Regions from separate parts of the Homo sapiens genome. Here all the other regions are linked to region 1. Evidence: chromatin contacts called from ENCODE Hi-C or POLR2A ChIA-PET data. All regions are on one chromosome and are shown on one strand. Each heading gives the region's core, a stretch centred on a gene start or an enhancer-like site at or near the end of the contact. The rest is flanking DNA. Distances are from core to core; before and after follow the strand shown. Region 1 overlaps OSBPL9 (oxysterol binding protein like 9). Region 2 overlaps EPS15-AS1 (EPS15 antisense RNA 1). Region 3 holds the start of OSBPL9 (oxysterol binding protein like 9).

The links. A loop is a pair of places that touch in the nucleus more often than their neighbours do. ChIA-PET counts read pairs that join two places held with the same protein, here RNA polymerase II (POLR2A). Pooled maps may share reads with other maps.
Region 2: a loop to region 1 is called in a map of naive thymus-derived CD4-positive, alpha-beta T cell, with 2.0 times the contacts of the local background. The contact joins two enhancer-like sites. A Hi-C loop is called at or near these places in 2 of 168 maps with a recorded cell type or tissue (naive thymus-derived CD4-positive, alpha-beta T cell and sigmoid colon), 2 of 37 single-sample maps with no recorded cell type and 8 of 50 pooled maps. POLR2A ChIA-PET finds 5 or more read pairs at or near these places in 3 of 52 experiments (H1, activated CD4-positive, alpha-beta T cell and naive thymus-derived CD4-positive, alpha-beta T cell).
Region 3: a loop to region 1 is called in a map of CD8-positive, alpha-beta T cell, with 12 times the contacts of the local background. The contact joins the promoter of OSBPL9 here to the enhancer-like site in region 1. A Hi-C loop is called at or near these places in 74 of 168 maps with a recorded cell type or tissue (A673, B cell, CD14-positive monocyte and 43 more), 37 of 37 single-sample maps with no recorded cell type and 45 of 50 pooled maps. POLR2A ChIA-PET finds 5 or more read pairs at or near these places in 12 of 52 experiments (A673, AG04450, GM12878 and 9 more).

Annotation. Positions count from the first base shown.
Region 1 is chr1:51,766,256-51,771,381 of GRCh38, reverse strand. All of the region lies in intron 12 of OSBPL9 (oxysterol binding protein like 9), which reads right to left. Among named protein-coding and RNA genes, the nearest start is that of MIR761, 68 kb to the left of the region's middle. Within about 2 kb of position 2,206, at least 3 of the 41 ENCODE cell types and tissues checked have a DNase peak (open chromatin) inside an H3K27ac peak, as active enhancers do; they include gastrocnemius medialis, where a contact is called at or near this core.
Region 2 is chr1:51,532,943-51,538,068 of GRCh38, reverse strand. All of the region lies in intron 1 of EPS15-AS1 (EPS15 antisense RNA 1), which reads right to left. It also overlaps a transcript of OSBPL9 not described here. Among named protein-coding and RNA genes, the nearest start is that of EPS15, 16 kb to the right of the region's middle. Within about 2 kb of position 2,857, at least 6 of the 41 ENCODE cell types and tissues checked have a DNase peak (open chromatin) inside an H3K27ac peak, as active enhancers do.
Region 3 is chr1:51,615,023-51,620,148 of GRCh38, reverse strand. It overlaps OSBPL9 (oxysterol binding protein like 9), which reads right to left and starts at 3,057. Exons shown (of 24, transcript NM_024586.6): 1 at 2,928-3,057. The coding sequence starts at 3,038. It overlaps LOC105378719 (a long non-coding RNA gene), which reads left to right. Exons shown (of 3, transcript XR_947339.4): 2 at 3,439-3,482. RefSeq lists enhancers at 1,544-2,451, 2,452-3,360.

The DNA.
Region 1 (5,126 bases), core at 957-3,456:
CTGGGTTTACAGGTGTGAGCCACCACACCCAGTTGGTATTTGTATATAAATAAAGGAAAAATAAAAAAGGCACACAATTTACTTATTAAATGTAAAAATTGAAATCAAATTTCTCACGCTTTAGATATTTATAAAACAGTACACATGAGTCTTATTACAACTCTACACGTGCGAAAACATGTATTCTAATCTAATCATAATTTGCCCTTGTTACTTAACTTCTTTTAATTTTTTTAAATTAATAAACTTTATTTTTAGAGCAGTTTTAGGTTCATGGCAAAACTGAACAGAAAATATAGACAGCATGCATACATTCCCTGTCTCCACACCTGCAAACCTCCCTCATGATCAACATCCCATACCAGAGAGGTATATTTCTTACAACCAATGAGCCTACATTGACACATCATTATCACTCAAAGTCTACAGTTTATATTAGGGTTCACTCTTGGAGTTGCCTGTTCTATCGGTTTTGATAAATATATGACAACATGTATCCACCATTGTATCATACAGAATAGTTTCACTGCTGTAAAAATCCTCTGGGCTCTGCCTGTATTAGAACACTAGAATATTAGGATATTCTAAAATTAGAATATATTATGTTATTCTAGTTTGCCCTGGTTACTTACCTATTTTTCAAAATTTCTTGAGTAACTAAGTATTACTTCTTTGATTATTTAGTAGTATATATCACAAGGTATTATAACTAATGTCCACCTCACCAGTTTTGAGAGGCAATGGAAAATATGTCTAAAAGATACAGGTAAGAGAAATCAAATGATCATTAAATGACAGAACTGGGGCCAGGCATGATGGCTCACGCCTGTAATTCCAACACTTTGGGAGGCCAAGGCAAGAGGATCACTTGAGCCCAGGAGTTTGAGTCTAGCCTGGGTAACATGGTGAGACCCCATCTCTACAAAAAATAAAAAATTAGGCTGGGCATGGTGGCTCAGGCTTGTAATCCCAGCACTTTGTAAAGCCAAGGTGGGCAGATCACTTGAGGTGAGGAGTTCAAGACCAGCCTGGTTAACATGGTGAAGCCCCATCTCTACTAAAAATACAAAAAGTTAGCCGAGCGTGGTGGCATGCGCCTGTAGTCCCAGCTACTTTGGAGACTGAGACATGAGAATCGTTTGAACCTGGGAGGTGGAGGTTGCAATAAGCCGACATCGCACCTCTGCACTCCAGCTCCAGTTTGGGCGACAGAGTGAGATTCTGTCTCAAAAAAAAAAAAAAAATTAGCTGGGCATGGTGGTGTGTGCCTGTGGTTCCAGCTACTGGGGCGGCTGAGGTGGGAGGATCACTTGAGCCCATGAGGTTGAGGCTATAGTGAGCTGTGTTCGTGCCACTGCACTCTAGCCTGAGTGATAGAGTGAGACCCTCTGTCTCAAAAAAAAGCATGAAAGTTACCTTTAAAATGCTTTGTGCCTCTGTGATGTATCTCAAAATAGAGTCAATCTTTTAAATCAATTGACCTAAAAACCCCAAATCCTATAACATATGAATCTTATTTTAGATGTAATTTCAAAGGTCCTATTTATGCTGTGTTTTTTCTCCTTACCCATGATTAGAAACCATGTCTGAGCCAAGTGAAATACTCAGTAAGACTGTAAATTGAAAAAAAATGGGATAAATTTTCAGCCATTTCATAATTTACCTTGTTCAGAACAAATGATATAAAGAAAACAGTTAAAAACAACACCTATGTATACAGGAAAGTTTTATCTGCAATGGGCTAAGTTGTCTAGAATTTAGGCATAAAATCATAAAGTATGCAAAAACAATTTAAAGCTATGAATTATAATAATAATTTATCGAGTACCTTGTATGCACCATACACGGTATGTCTATATCTACATTACAACCCTAAGGAAAACACAATGACGCTCATAATACACAGACGCTCGGAGGTTCAATGACTGGTCTGAAGTCATACAGCTGGTGAGTAGTGGAGCCATTTCAAACACGTCTGGCTCCAAAGTACAAGTTCTTTCCAACATGTACTTTTATCTAATTTATAAATGTGTAAACTACAGTGCTCAGTGCCATAGTTACACAGAAGCTATCATTAGTATAGGTCTTTAGAAAAAGAACAGTGAAAGGACTTAAGCTTTCAAGTTCTCTTCCTTCAGAAAGAGAAAAACAAAAAATAGTAAAAAGAAATTTGACCTCAGTTAGAAAATCAGCAGTAGCAGCTGATGACCAGCAGGTGTCACAAGCTCAAATAGCTACAGATGCCAGGCAGAGAATATGTGGATAGGACCAAGACATAAGATATATATGGAACTGGGGAGTCAGCATACCCAACCTGAAAGAATCTAAAGCCTTGTTAAAACAAAACAAAAAACAAGTCAACAGAACACTGTGCTGCCCAAATAAAACATCTGCAGTCCTTACTGGTTTGGGCTTCTAGATTAGAATATACAAACAAGGAAGAGTGAAATTGAGGGAGAAAAGGAACACAGAGTGGGTTAGTTGGACATAAAAACTTAACTCTGGACCCTTTCAAAGAGATGTTCATGAACTGTGTGTTTATTATGGGACAGGGTACTGGGAGAGCATAGAAGGAACCTTAACAGCAGGAATAGAAGAAGCCCATGAGCCTGTGCATGACTTTGTAGACCTGCCTATTACAGGTACAACAGGTGTTTTAAATGTTTCGATTTCATAGAAATTTTGGGAGAATCCCTCAAAACGGAGCCAGAGAGTGTCTATCAGTGATGTTACCAAGAGCTAACCACATATTATCAAGCTTTTACTGAATACAGTCATATGCTTTTAAAGGATGGATACATGAGTGATTTACTAGCAAGTGACATTCAATTGCACTTTTTTAGAACAATAGCTAATGTATTGTCTTTAGGCCAGGTGCAGTGGCTCATGCCTGTGATCCCAGCACTTTGGGAGGCCGAGGCAGGCGGACAGCCTGAGGTCAGGAGTTCGACACCAGCCTGGCCAACATGGCAAAACCCCTCCTCTACTAAAAGTACAAAAATTAGCTGGGCATGGTGGTGGGCACCTGTAATCCCAGCTATTCAGGAGGCTGAGGCAGGAGAATTGCTTGAACCCAGGAGGCCGAGATTGCACCATTGCACTCCAGCCTGGGCAACAAGAGCAAAACTCCGTCTCAAAAAAGGCTGGGCGCGGTGGCTCATGCCTGTAATCCCAGCACTTTGGGAGGCCGAGGCGGGCTGATCATGAGGTCAGGAGATCGAGACCATCCTGGCTAACACGGTGAAACCCCGTCTCTACTAAAAATACAAAAAACTAGCCAGGCGTGGTGGCGGGCGCCTGTAGTCCCAGCTACTCGGGAGGCTGAGGCAGGAAAATGGCGTGAACCCGGGAGGCGGAGCTTGCAGTGAGCCAAGATGGCGCCACTGCACTCCAGCCTGGGCGACAAAGACTGTGTCTCAAAAAAAAAAAAAAAAAAAAAAAAAAAGACGGTCTTTAATTCTCTTTTAAATAAAATAATGACTGAACCCTTCAAAAATTAATAATAACCTTTCATTTTCGAATTTTCTTCCAAATGCTTATTTTCTTTTAACCCCATTATTATAAAAACTTTTTTTCCAAAATTAAATTTCTATTGGCAAACTGCTAACAATGGTTTCTCAATAGTTTATGTTTTAACATTCAAAATGAAAAAAAGAAACCAATATGCTAAACTAAGCCCTTTCTGCTACACTGGCCTTCTTTAGTTGTAGATTTAAACCTCCCTTCCACGTCTTAACTATATATATTCACCTAGACCACATAGGACTGGCTGAAGGTAATTGGCTTGCAAATTTACATTTAATTATTTCCAAATTTGTACTGTGTTAAAAAGCAAAAACCCTAGCTATAGTAACAGTATAGTAACAGTCCCCTGAGAAAGCAGAATTAGAAGTAATTCCCAACAAAAACTAAGCTATTAATACATCTACAACAAACACAAGTAAAATGAAAGTAAATCAGTAATTCTACTTCTTTTTTTTTTTTTTTTAAGACAGAGTCTCACTCTTGTCACCCAGGCTGGAGTACAGCAGCCCAATCTCGGCTCACTGCAACCTACACCTCCTGTGTTCAAGAGATTCTCCCATCTTAGCCTCCCGAGTAGCTAGGACGACAGGCGTGTGCCACCACACTCAGCTAATTTTTGTATTTTTTTAGAGACAGGGTTTTACCATGTTGCCCAAGCTGGTCTCAAACTCCTGGGCTCAACTGATCCTCCCACCTCAGCCTCCCAGATTGCTGAGATTAGGGGCATAAGCCACCACACCTGGCTCCCTAAACTGTTTTTGTTGTTGTTGTTTGTTTGGAAACAGAGTCTTGCTCTGTTGCCCAGGCTAGAGTGCAGTGGTGTGATCTCAGCTCACTGCAACCTCCGCCTCCCAGGTTCAAGTGATTCTCCTGCCTCAGCCTCCTGAGTAGCTGGAATTTATAGGCATGTACCACCATGCCTGGCTAATTTTTTTTTTTTTTTGGTATTTTTAGTAGAGATGGTTTCACCATGTTGGTCAGGCTGGTCTCGAACTCCTGACCTCATGATCTGCCAGCCTCAGCCTCCCAAAGTGCTGGGATTACAGGCGTGAGCCACCACACTTGGCCTCCCTAAACGTTTTTAAATAAAATTAGTGCCTTAAAGCCAGTGCAGAGAGACAGATTTGAGGTGGACTTCCATTTCCCTGTAAGTAGACTTGCAATAAAAAGCTTTTCTTTCCTCAAAAACCTGGGACTTAGTAATGGCTTCTAGCACATTGGGCAGCAAGCCCCTTTTGCTCCATAACACTGTAGGAAATAAATTTCTGTTGTTTATAAGCTACCTAGATTACTGTATTTTGTTATGGCAGCTTAAAGGGACTAAGATACCATACCACGTATTTCATTAGATTATAAATGTCTGCCTATTCCCCCAAAAGTTCCCTGTGGGCAGGGCCTGGATCTTTGTAACCTTGATATCAACCTAGCACAGTGCCTGGCTGATAGGTGTTGAATATTTCCACTCTAATTAAAAAAAGAAAAAAGTAATAGAAACCTCTTATTTGTATAATGCTTCATAGCTTATTCACTCTCATTGGACCCTCTCCTAATGTTGGTACTGTAGAAACGGCCAGGGTTCAACTAATAACGCTGGCACATTA
Region 2 (5,126 bases), core at 1,608-4,107, 230 kb after region 1:
TTTGCCCGTCTTGGCCTCCCAAAGTGCTGAGATTACAGGCATGAGCCACCATGCCCAGCCTATATCATAATTTTAAACAAATGAATAAAGACATTGATGTTGTTGAGAGCCAGAGTTCTTACTGTGGGAAAAGGGAGATGCAAATAAGGAATAGGAGAAAGAACCCTGTGGTGTTAAATTGGAATTAAAGTATCAGTAATGAATTATTAATTTAAAATGGTTGACCAGAGCTGGGTGCAGTGGCTCATGCTTGTAATCCCAGCACTTTGGGAGGCCAAAGTAGGAGGTTCACTTGAGGCCAGGAGATTGAGACCAGCCTGGGCAACATAGTGAGACCCCATCTCTATAAAGAATTTAAAAATATTAGCTGAGTGTAGTGGCGTGTAGTCCTAGCCTATTCCAGGGGCTGAGGTGATCTCAGGAGTTCATATCTGCAGTGAGCTATGATAGCATCACTGCACTCCAGTCTGGGCAACAGAGTGAGACCCTGTCTCTGTTAAAAATAATTATAATAATAATTAAACAAAATTAGGTTACTATTTTTCCCCTTTGGCTCTGTTTACTAAAATGGCCTAGAAGCAATTACACTCCAATAGGAATGAGCACATCTGATGCCCAAATCTTGGTTTCTAAATACCATTCCCCACTAAAGAGTAGCTCTTTGGAGAAATGGCTGATTTTCAGGACTAGGCAGTGAAAGTACAAGATAAGCCTGGAACATCTTATTATGCCAGAAAGCAAGGAGGTGTTAAAAAAAAGTGATGAAGACATGTCAAAAGGACACAGGAGCTAGTTTGAAGAGGCTCTCATTGGCCAAACCTGGGACAAGTTGAACATTTAAAAAATAATAAGGGTAATGTTTATAACTCATTAAATAAATTAAGAATACATTAGTTTATACTCATGATAATAATTAGAGAGAAGGAAACCTTCTTGCTTACAGTAGAATGCCAACTAAAAAATGTAGATGGAATGATAGAAGTAGAAAATCACCAGTTTGCAACTATCACAGTAATTGATTCAGACAAGAATTATCAATGAGTGTTGAAACCATTGGGCAAAAGTTTGAAGAGGAACAGGATATTTACATAGTTTCAAAGTCCCTCTCTACAGATTACCATTACTTACACAGGAAAAAATACTCTACAGTGAAGAAATCTGGTAGATACCACCTTAATCCGCTGATCAAAGTGAACACCATCAATAATGGGACCAAGTGACACCACGTTTCTCCCCATATGATGCACTGAGAAGGACACAACATCATATAACTAGGATTTCTTCCTGGAAAAATATGTAAATCCCTTCATGAGAAAACATGAGACAAAGCCAAACAGGGGGAGACACTACAGAACACCTGGCCAGTACTCTTTAAAAATGTGAATATCGTGAATAATAGTGAAAGACTGGGGAACTATTCTAGATTAAAGGACACTAAAGAGTTATAACAGGCTAGGTGTGGTGGCTCACACCTGAAATTCCAGCACTTTGGGAAGCAGAGACAGGAAGATCACTTTGAGGCTGAGAATTATAGGCCAGTCTGGGCAACATAACGAGACCCCACCTCTACAAAAATAATTTTTTAAAAAATTAGCCAGGCATAGTGGTGCGTGCCTGCGGTACTAGCTAGCTAGTCTGGAAGCAGGGGTGGGAGGATCGCTTGAGCCCAGGAATTCAAGGTTGTAAGTGAGCTGTAATTGAACCACTGCCCTCCAGCCTGGGTGACAGAGCGCGATCCTGTTTCTAAAAAATAATAATTAAAAGAAAAAAAACCTTTTTAAAAGTCATGACAGTTAAGTATAATGCATTACCTGGATCAGGCACTGGATCAGAACCTGATGGGGGAAAATACTGCTATATAGGACATTATCAGGCCAATTAGTGAAATTTGAGTATGGACTGTATATAAGCACTATGTCAATTTAAAATTTCTGGATTTGATTGTCATACTGAGTGGGTATGTAGGTATATAAGAGAATGTCCTTTTCTCAGAAAATACACATTGAAATATTTAAGGTATTAGGGGTAACTACTGCAATTCAAATGGCTCAGGAAAAAATATACATATCCATGTATATGCATGTAGGCATATGCCCACACATGAGAACTTCTGGGGCATCTGGGAATTCTTTGTAATATTTCTGCAGCTCTTCTGCAAGTTTGAGATTATTTCAAAGTAAAAAGTTAAAAAATAAAGTGTAAAGGTGGGCACGGTGGTTCATGCCTGTAATCCCAGCACTTTGGTAGACAAGGGCGGCGGGGTGGGGGGTTAACATTTGAGGTCAAGAGTTCGAGACCAGCCTGGCCAACATGGTGAAACTCTGTCTCTACTAAAAATATAAAAATTAGCCAGGTGTGGTGGCATCCTCCTATAGTCCCAGCTACTTGGGAGGCTGAGGCAGGAGAATCACTTGAACCCATAGGCAGAGGCTGAAATGAGCCAACATCAGCCCAATGCACTCCAGCCTGGGCGACAGAGTGAGATTATTATTTTGTTTTTAAAAAAAAATAAAAAGTAATAATAATAATAAAGCATAGATGAAGAAATAGAAACAGTATGGAGATAACTCTTTAGAAAATTTCACTGTGAATGGGAGCAGAGAAATGGAGCCAAAAATAGAGTCAGGGTCATAAGATAGCTCTTTAAAGACAGAAGAAACTAGGTTTGTTCACTGATCAGAGAACCAAGGTGGACTTCAGTCTCTCCCTTTCAAGACGAGGGGCTTAGATCAGACATCCTGTAAGGGCCTTTCCACCTCAGGCCCTTTGTGACTCTATGACTCTCCTACCCTCTCCTAGATGCCTAGAGTTCTTCTGAAAACATGTTTTATTCCTTAAACTGCAACCAGGAAAAGACATTTGGGCCACCACCACTTGAGGGCAGTAGAAAATGATGCTGCACGCAATTTGGTGGTTTTATTGTTTTGGCTGCTGGAAGAAAACAAAGGCCTTCACATGATTTACCCTCAAATGTCTTAGGGCAAATAAAGGTCCCGTGAACACACCACTTTTTCCAAATGTTTTAAACAAGAAAAGCCCAAGATAAGTTATAACAGGGGGTTGAGGAGTAAGAGGGTGAGAGGGTCTCACATCTTGAAAAAAGCTGGCACATACTGTAAGTTTAATAAAGAATAACTGATAACAGAAAAATTAGAGCCTGTCAGAATTGAAAGGGATCCTAGAGGAGGATGAATAGAGCCCCTTCGTTTTATAGGCAGGACCCTGGGTCCAGAGGAGAGAAGGGGCTTGCCCAAAGACACAGTGACATGGTAGAGAAATTAATGGTTTCAATACTTATCTGGCTAGCCTGTGAAGAGAGAGATTCTGATATTTTCAAATGACATAATAAACGTCACTTGCAAAAAGCGTGGCCCCATCACTGGTATTGGTACTGAGTTCTGAAAACACTGTGACAACACAGTTGTGAGGCTGTGTCTCTTGTGGCTTCCTCTCCCTGGGAGGATCTGACTGTTCACCTTTAATTCTTATCCACTTCAACGGGTCTGAATGCCCTGGACAGCATAGTTCTGATCCTATCCAACCCACTCCTCACCCCTTTCTGAGAGGAGCTTCAGACTGCTGAGGGATCTTAGACTTTCCTACCAACATCAGGGGATGAAGTTGAAGGCCATTTGGAAAAAAAAGTGAATGAGCATGTGACAGAACATTATTTGGAAAGAAACAACATTATCATTGCCATAGAGGGGAGATGATCTTAAAAAGACAATCAGAAAATCCAAAGCATAAAACTTCCCTAATATGACTTAAGGACATGATGGAGAATAAAATTACTAGACTGTTCAAAACAAAAAAACCAGTATGACTTCATAACATGATAAACAGCTGGGAGCATTTTTTTTTTTTTGAGATGTAGTCTCACTCTATCGCCCAGGCTGGAGTGCAGTGGCACGATCTCAGCTCACTGCAAACTCCTCCTCCCGGGTTCAAGTGATTCTTGTGCCTCAGCCTCCTGAGTAGCTGGGACTACAGCATGTGCCACCACTCCCCGCTAGTTTTTATATTTTTAGTAGAGATGGGGTTTCACCATGTTGGTCAGGCTAGTCTCGAACTCCTGACCTCATGATCCACCTGCCTCGGCCTCCCAAAGTGCTGGGATTACACGTGTGAGCCACTGCGCCCAGTCAGCATCAATTATTTAGAATAATAACCTCTAACCCCTAACCTCAGTATTATCTATTCCTCTGCAAAAAAAAAAAAAAAAAGAAAGAAAAAAGAAAAAACAAAAGAAAAAAAAATGCCCAGGCATTAGCCTGGCATTCAAAAATCCCTTGCCTGTTCCAGATAATTTTCTAGTCTCATGTCCTGCCATAGCTCCCACCCTGCACTCCAACCTCTGTTTTCTGAGCACTCATTGCAATGGTGTAACTGTGAACATTTATTCAGGCCATGTGCTGCATTTGCTCCATTTTGAGGCTCGATTCAAATGCCACCTGCTTTGGAGGCTTTCCTTGATCTGACCCTTACGTTTACTCGCAGATTCCTTTTGACTCCCACAGCCATTTCATCTACTTCCCTCTTTTTTTTTCTTTTCTTTCTCTTTCTTTCTTTTTTTTTTTTTTTTTGAGACAGAGTCTTGCTCTGTTGCCCAGGCTGGAGTGCAGTGGTGCAATTTCCACTCACCGAAACCTCCGCCTCCTGGATTCAAGTGATTCTCCTGCCTCAGCCTCCAGAGTAGCTGGGACTACAGGCATGCACCACCACGACCAGCTAATTTTTTGTATTTTTTTTAGTAGAGATGGGGTTTCACCATGTTGCCCAGGCTGGTCTCGAACTCCTGAGCTCAGCCAATCCACCCACCTCAGCCTTCCAAAGTACAAGGATTACAGGCGTGAGCCACTACACCCAGCAGCATGTACTTCTCTTTAATATTTATTTCATTCTGTCTTGTCTTTCCCATCACAGAGTGAGCACTTAGAGGGCATGAACTGGGTCTTAATACTATGATTTTTTTAGAGGTTGCTTCCAGTTATTAATAAATATCTACCATTTATTAATTACCAATTAATAATTACCAATTATTACCAATTACCAATTAATTACCAATTACCATTTAATTACCAATTACCATTTAATAATTACCAATTATTAATAATAATCTAACAATA
Region 3 (5,126 bases), core at 1,808-4,307, 150 kb after region 1:
TTTCATCTAATAAAAATTCAACTAAGGTGAGGCTTGTGTAAATCTATTCAGTTCACAACTATCGCAATGATCCTAACCCAATCCTGAGATTACCTCAAGAACAATTCTCAGTAAAGCCAACTCTAAAGCAAGGTCACTCTAGTTTAGTTCAGGGTTTTCAGAACCACCCTAGAATATATTAACAACCACAGAGACAGACTACAGGCCAAGTGATTTTGGAAACAAGAAATAAAGTTATGCTATTCACTGCCTTGCTTGGAAGGCTACACAACTAATTCAGATATTCTTCCTGGAAGATGTAGCTCCAAGTTATTAGCCACATGCAAATCATTAATATGTACCTTCAAATCCTTCAGAATCCGAATGGACTGAAATAATGTCATGTGTGTAGAATTCATTGCCAATATCCAATGTGTCTCCTACCTTCCCTTTTAAGTAAATATCTATCCTTTTCCCCTCTTCACTAGACCTCCTCTAATTTGAGATTGGGTATCATTTTATTTTCACAAGATGGTACAACAATTGTCTGTTGTTTCTCTGTAAGCAAATACTTCAATATCAAGGAACTAGAAAAGAAAAAAAATCTTCTAAACAGCTGTTAGTGAGAAATATGATACTTCCTTCCTCTGGCAAGGATAATATTTTAGGGAATCTAGTCTCAAAAAGAAGGATAAGCATTGAGGGGGAAAAAAGTATTTTTTTAAACCCTATATTTAGCCAGCAAGAAAAGAGATATTTGTCCAAGTATTCAAAAACTGAAAGGGCAACAAAGCAGAAAAAGGATACATGAAAAGAAGAAAAAGAGGAAAAAGGAAGATTCTTTCTGGGCTAGGCATTCCCAAGAACCTCAGCTGGGGGCCTCTCCAGTATGGTCCTAGATTCAGATCCACACAAATTTGGGATTTGTAAAGTAACTTAACTGCATAGTGTCACTCACTGAAATCACTCTATCTTGAATAGAGTTTACGGGATTTTCTGATTATCACATCTACTTAAACCCAATATTACTTTTCCTTTATCTAAGCCATGGGTTTCATAATTCCAGAGTTTTCAGGACATAATATTCAGTTGCCTCTCTTTCATGCCCACCTAAAGACAATCTTGAACAATGTGTTTAAGACTCATTAAGGTTTAGTCTTTTTCCCTTTAAAAACTATGTAGAGAAAGAAAGCTGATAGTTGAAGGATGATGAAAGTAATACTTTTACTCTTGCAAGCTTGCCTTTAGTAACTCACAACTTACACTTTTCTCCTTCCTGTAGTGAAAGCGAAGTTTAGTAGAAAAAGTCAATAATTTGGCATCCTGATTCCATCACTTAGTGCTATGTGATGTTGAGCAAATTGCTTTAAAAGCCTGGAGCCTCAGATTTCAAAACTGTAACTGGGGATATTAAATGGAGATAATGAATAACCACCTTGCAGAGTTATTAGGAGTGAAATGAATTAAAGGACTCACCAAGCTAGTATATAAGCTCCAGAGAAGAGGAACAGTGAATGTCTTTTTTACTGTCTATTCTTGCTGGCATGAAAACGCACATAGCAGCTCAATAATATTTTTTAAATGAACAAATAAATTCAGTGTCCCCTTTCTCTCATCAACCTTAATCCTTCTTCCATAATCATGTTTTTCTTTCTGTCTTCTATTATTTTCTAAAGCTTTCTGGGCATTCTATTTTGTCCTCTTATGTATTTTCTTCCCTCATATCGGCTATCGTCAACTATACACCATTCAGAGAAAGTACCTTTCTAAGTAAGTTATCTCCCTAATACCACCTACTCTCCATATCGAATGCGATGAGGGTGGAGGGGATAGTCAAAACATAAGATTCAAGGCCGGACGCGGTGGCTCACGTCTGTAATCCCAGTACTTTGGGAGGCCGAGGCGGGTGGATCACCTGAGGTCAGGAGTTCAAGACCAGCCTGGCCAACATGGTGAAACCCCGTCTCTACTAAAAATACAAGAATTAGCAGGGTGTGGTGGCGCATGCCTGTGATCCCAGCTACTAGGGAGGCCAGAGGCAGGAGAATCGCTTGAACCCGAGAGGCAGAAGTTGCAGTGAGCCGAGATGATGCCATTGCACGCCAGCCTGGGCAACAGGGCGAGACTCCGTCTCAAAAAAAAAACCACACACACACACACACACACACACACAACCACGTAAGATTCACAGCAATTCATCTACTTTTCCACGGCCACCAACTCATGTTAACAACAGTGAAGCCCTGAACCCAGAATGTAACTGTAAGGGGACACTGCACTATCACTTGTCTCTCTTCGCTGACAAGAGTCTCGCGTGTAGGAAATCCTTGGCTCTCAAAAGTTAAGGCGTCGTTTGAGCTCGCCTCCCGCTAAATAGAGGGGTGCGTCCCTTGAATGAGACACACAACCTGAACCGACTGGAGGGATTTCGGACCCCCTGGTGTTGCCCGAGGGCTGGTCACTTTTGGACCTGTCCCGGCTCCTCTGGCCACTCCTCCGAGGAAGCAGAGCTCTTCAATCCCTGGAGGGAAGCTAAGGGGTGCGGCCGGCTACAGGGCCTTGGTGGGACAGTGTAAAGTCCATGACAACATATGAAGACAGCATGAACCGCAAGACTGGACCTTTTAAGCCATGACTACGATCACCCTTACCCGCTCACAACCATGCTGGACCCCACTACCGCTTAATAGCGGACCCTAAGAAAGAAACTTGGCTCACCCCCAACCCATAAATCAGACAGCTAGTTTCTATTTATTGGCTGCGCCCCTCTCTCCCTCACCCTCATTGGCTATCCGAGACGTAAAACCCTCCCCAACAAGGGAACCCTCGCGTACGGCGGCACCCCCAGACTAGCAACCTCAACTCAGCCACCTAAAACCCCGGTCCCCCACCTCCACCCAGGAAACGCGGCCCCGAGGCGCCTGGAGCTGTGCCCTCCAAGGACTCACCGTGTAGTAGGAGAGCAGTCCTGCATTGTAGTCCAGCACGAACCAACGGTACTGCCAGCCCTTCATCACGTTAGTCCATTTGCTCAGCGGCCCTTCCATGATGGACGCCATCTTGGGAGCCGCCAATGACAACAAACGGCCTGACGTCACTCGCCTATATGGCATTCAGCATGCGGGGGGCGGGGCCGCAGGGGGCGGGGCGGGTCCTGGGCGGGTCCTGGGCGGTGCCGGCAGATGCTCCAGCGATCAAGTCAAACACGCTTTCTTAGGGCGCCTATTGTGTGTAGGACTCCATGCCACGGATGCGAGAATGCAAACGTGAATACTGCTATTAAGATTATTTATAATCTGTCATGGGATTAGAGTAAAGAAAAAAGATTATGAACATATTAATAAATAATTTTACTGGCCATGATACCTTCCACTTCCAAAAGATTTCATATCTGATATTCATTTATGCATTCATTCCACAAATCCATTCATTTAATAAATATTCGCTGTTTTGTGCTAGGCATTCTTCTAGACATTGGGGATACAACAGAGCCTTCATGACAGGTGAGGGGAATGGTAAAATAAATAGTAAATTATATCGTACATTAAAAAATCATAAATGCTATGGAGAAAAACATAAGCAAGGAAGGAGAGAGCGCTGGGACTGCTATTTTAAATTCCCAAACAGGGAAGGCCTGAGTGAAAAGGTAACTTTTAAGCAAAGACCTGAAGAAAGCGAAGGAGGGAGCCTGGTGGAAGAGCCTTCCAAGACGAAGGAATAGCAAATGCAAAGACCAAATGTTAGGAGTGAGCGTGGCATCTTGAGGGATCAACAAGGAGGTCAGTGTGCGTGGAGCAGTGAGCCAGGGAGAAAGTGGTGGGAGATAAGGTCAAAGAAGTAGGGATAGATCACTAACAGCCTACAGGGGCAATTTAAGCATTTATTGGCTGGGCGCGGTGGCTCGCACCTGTTATCCCAGCACTTTGGGTGGCCGAGGCAGGCAGATCACTTGAGATCAGGCGTTCGAGACCAGCCTGGCCAACATGGTAAAAGCCCATCTCTACTAAACATACAAAAATTATCTGGGCGTGGTGGCGCACCCTGTAGTCCTAGCTGAGGCACAAGAATCACTTGAACCTCGGAGCCGAGATTGCATCACTGCACTCCAGCCTGGGTGACAGAGCCAAATTCTCTCTCACACAAAAAAAAAAAAAAAAAAAAAAAAACCAAAGGATTTATTGACCACCTACTATATCTAGGCACTGTTGGAGGTCCTGGGAATACAGCAGTGAATAAGCTCTCTCAGAGCTTAAATTCTGTGGTGAAAGCAAACACTAAACAAGTAAACAAGAAAAATATCCAATACTGATTAACACTGCAAATAATTTAATAAATTATTTTAATAGGAAGTCAGTGGGTAGCTAATTTATAGGGGGTGGTTATAGGGCAGGCCTCTTAGGAAGTGGCTTTAAACTTAGATATGGAGGATAAGAAAAGGCCAGCCGTGCAAATATCAAGAGAAAGAGCTAAAAAGGAAACTAAAAGATGAGGCACTAGCTGGAAACGGAGGTGTGGTCAAGGGAAGGGCTTTCTTTGTCCTTTTTTAAAATTATTATTTAGATCGAAGACACTAGAGAATATTACTTTGCTGATTTTCAAGAGAGGGAAAAACTGGGGACATCCTAGAGAAAAGAGAGAATAGCAGCAGTGAAGCCCTTCATAAGATTGAGACCTCTTTTTGTGTTGGCAAAACACTGGAATAAAATACAAAAAAAGAAAGAAAGGAAAAGACTGAGACCCCAAGCCCAAGTGCAAAGGTTGACTTTTGATACTAGCAGAGATACTTTATCCAAAGTAACAAGAAAGAAGAGCAGAGAGTATGGGTTCAGATGCCAGTGGATCAGTAGTTAGATGGTATAGAAATGAATGAGTTTCTGTTTTTTTTGTTTGTTTTGTTTTGTTTTGTTTTGTTTTTTTGAGATGGAGTTTCACTCTTATCGCCCAGGCTGGAGAGCAGTGGCACGATCTCGGCTCACTGCAACCTCCACCTCCCAAGTTCAAGAGATTCTCTTGCCGCAGCCTCCCAAGTAGCTGGGATTACAGGCGCTCGCCTGGCTAACTTTTGTATTTTTAGTAGAGACGAGGTTTCACCATGTTGGCCAGGCTGGTCTCAAACTCCTGACCTCAGGTGATCCACCCACTTCGGC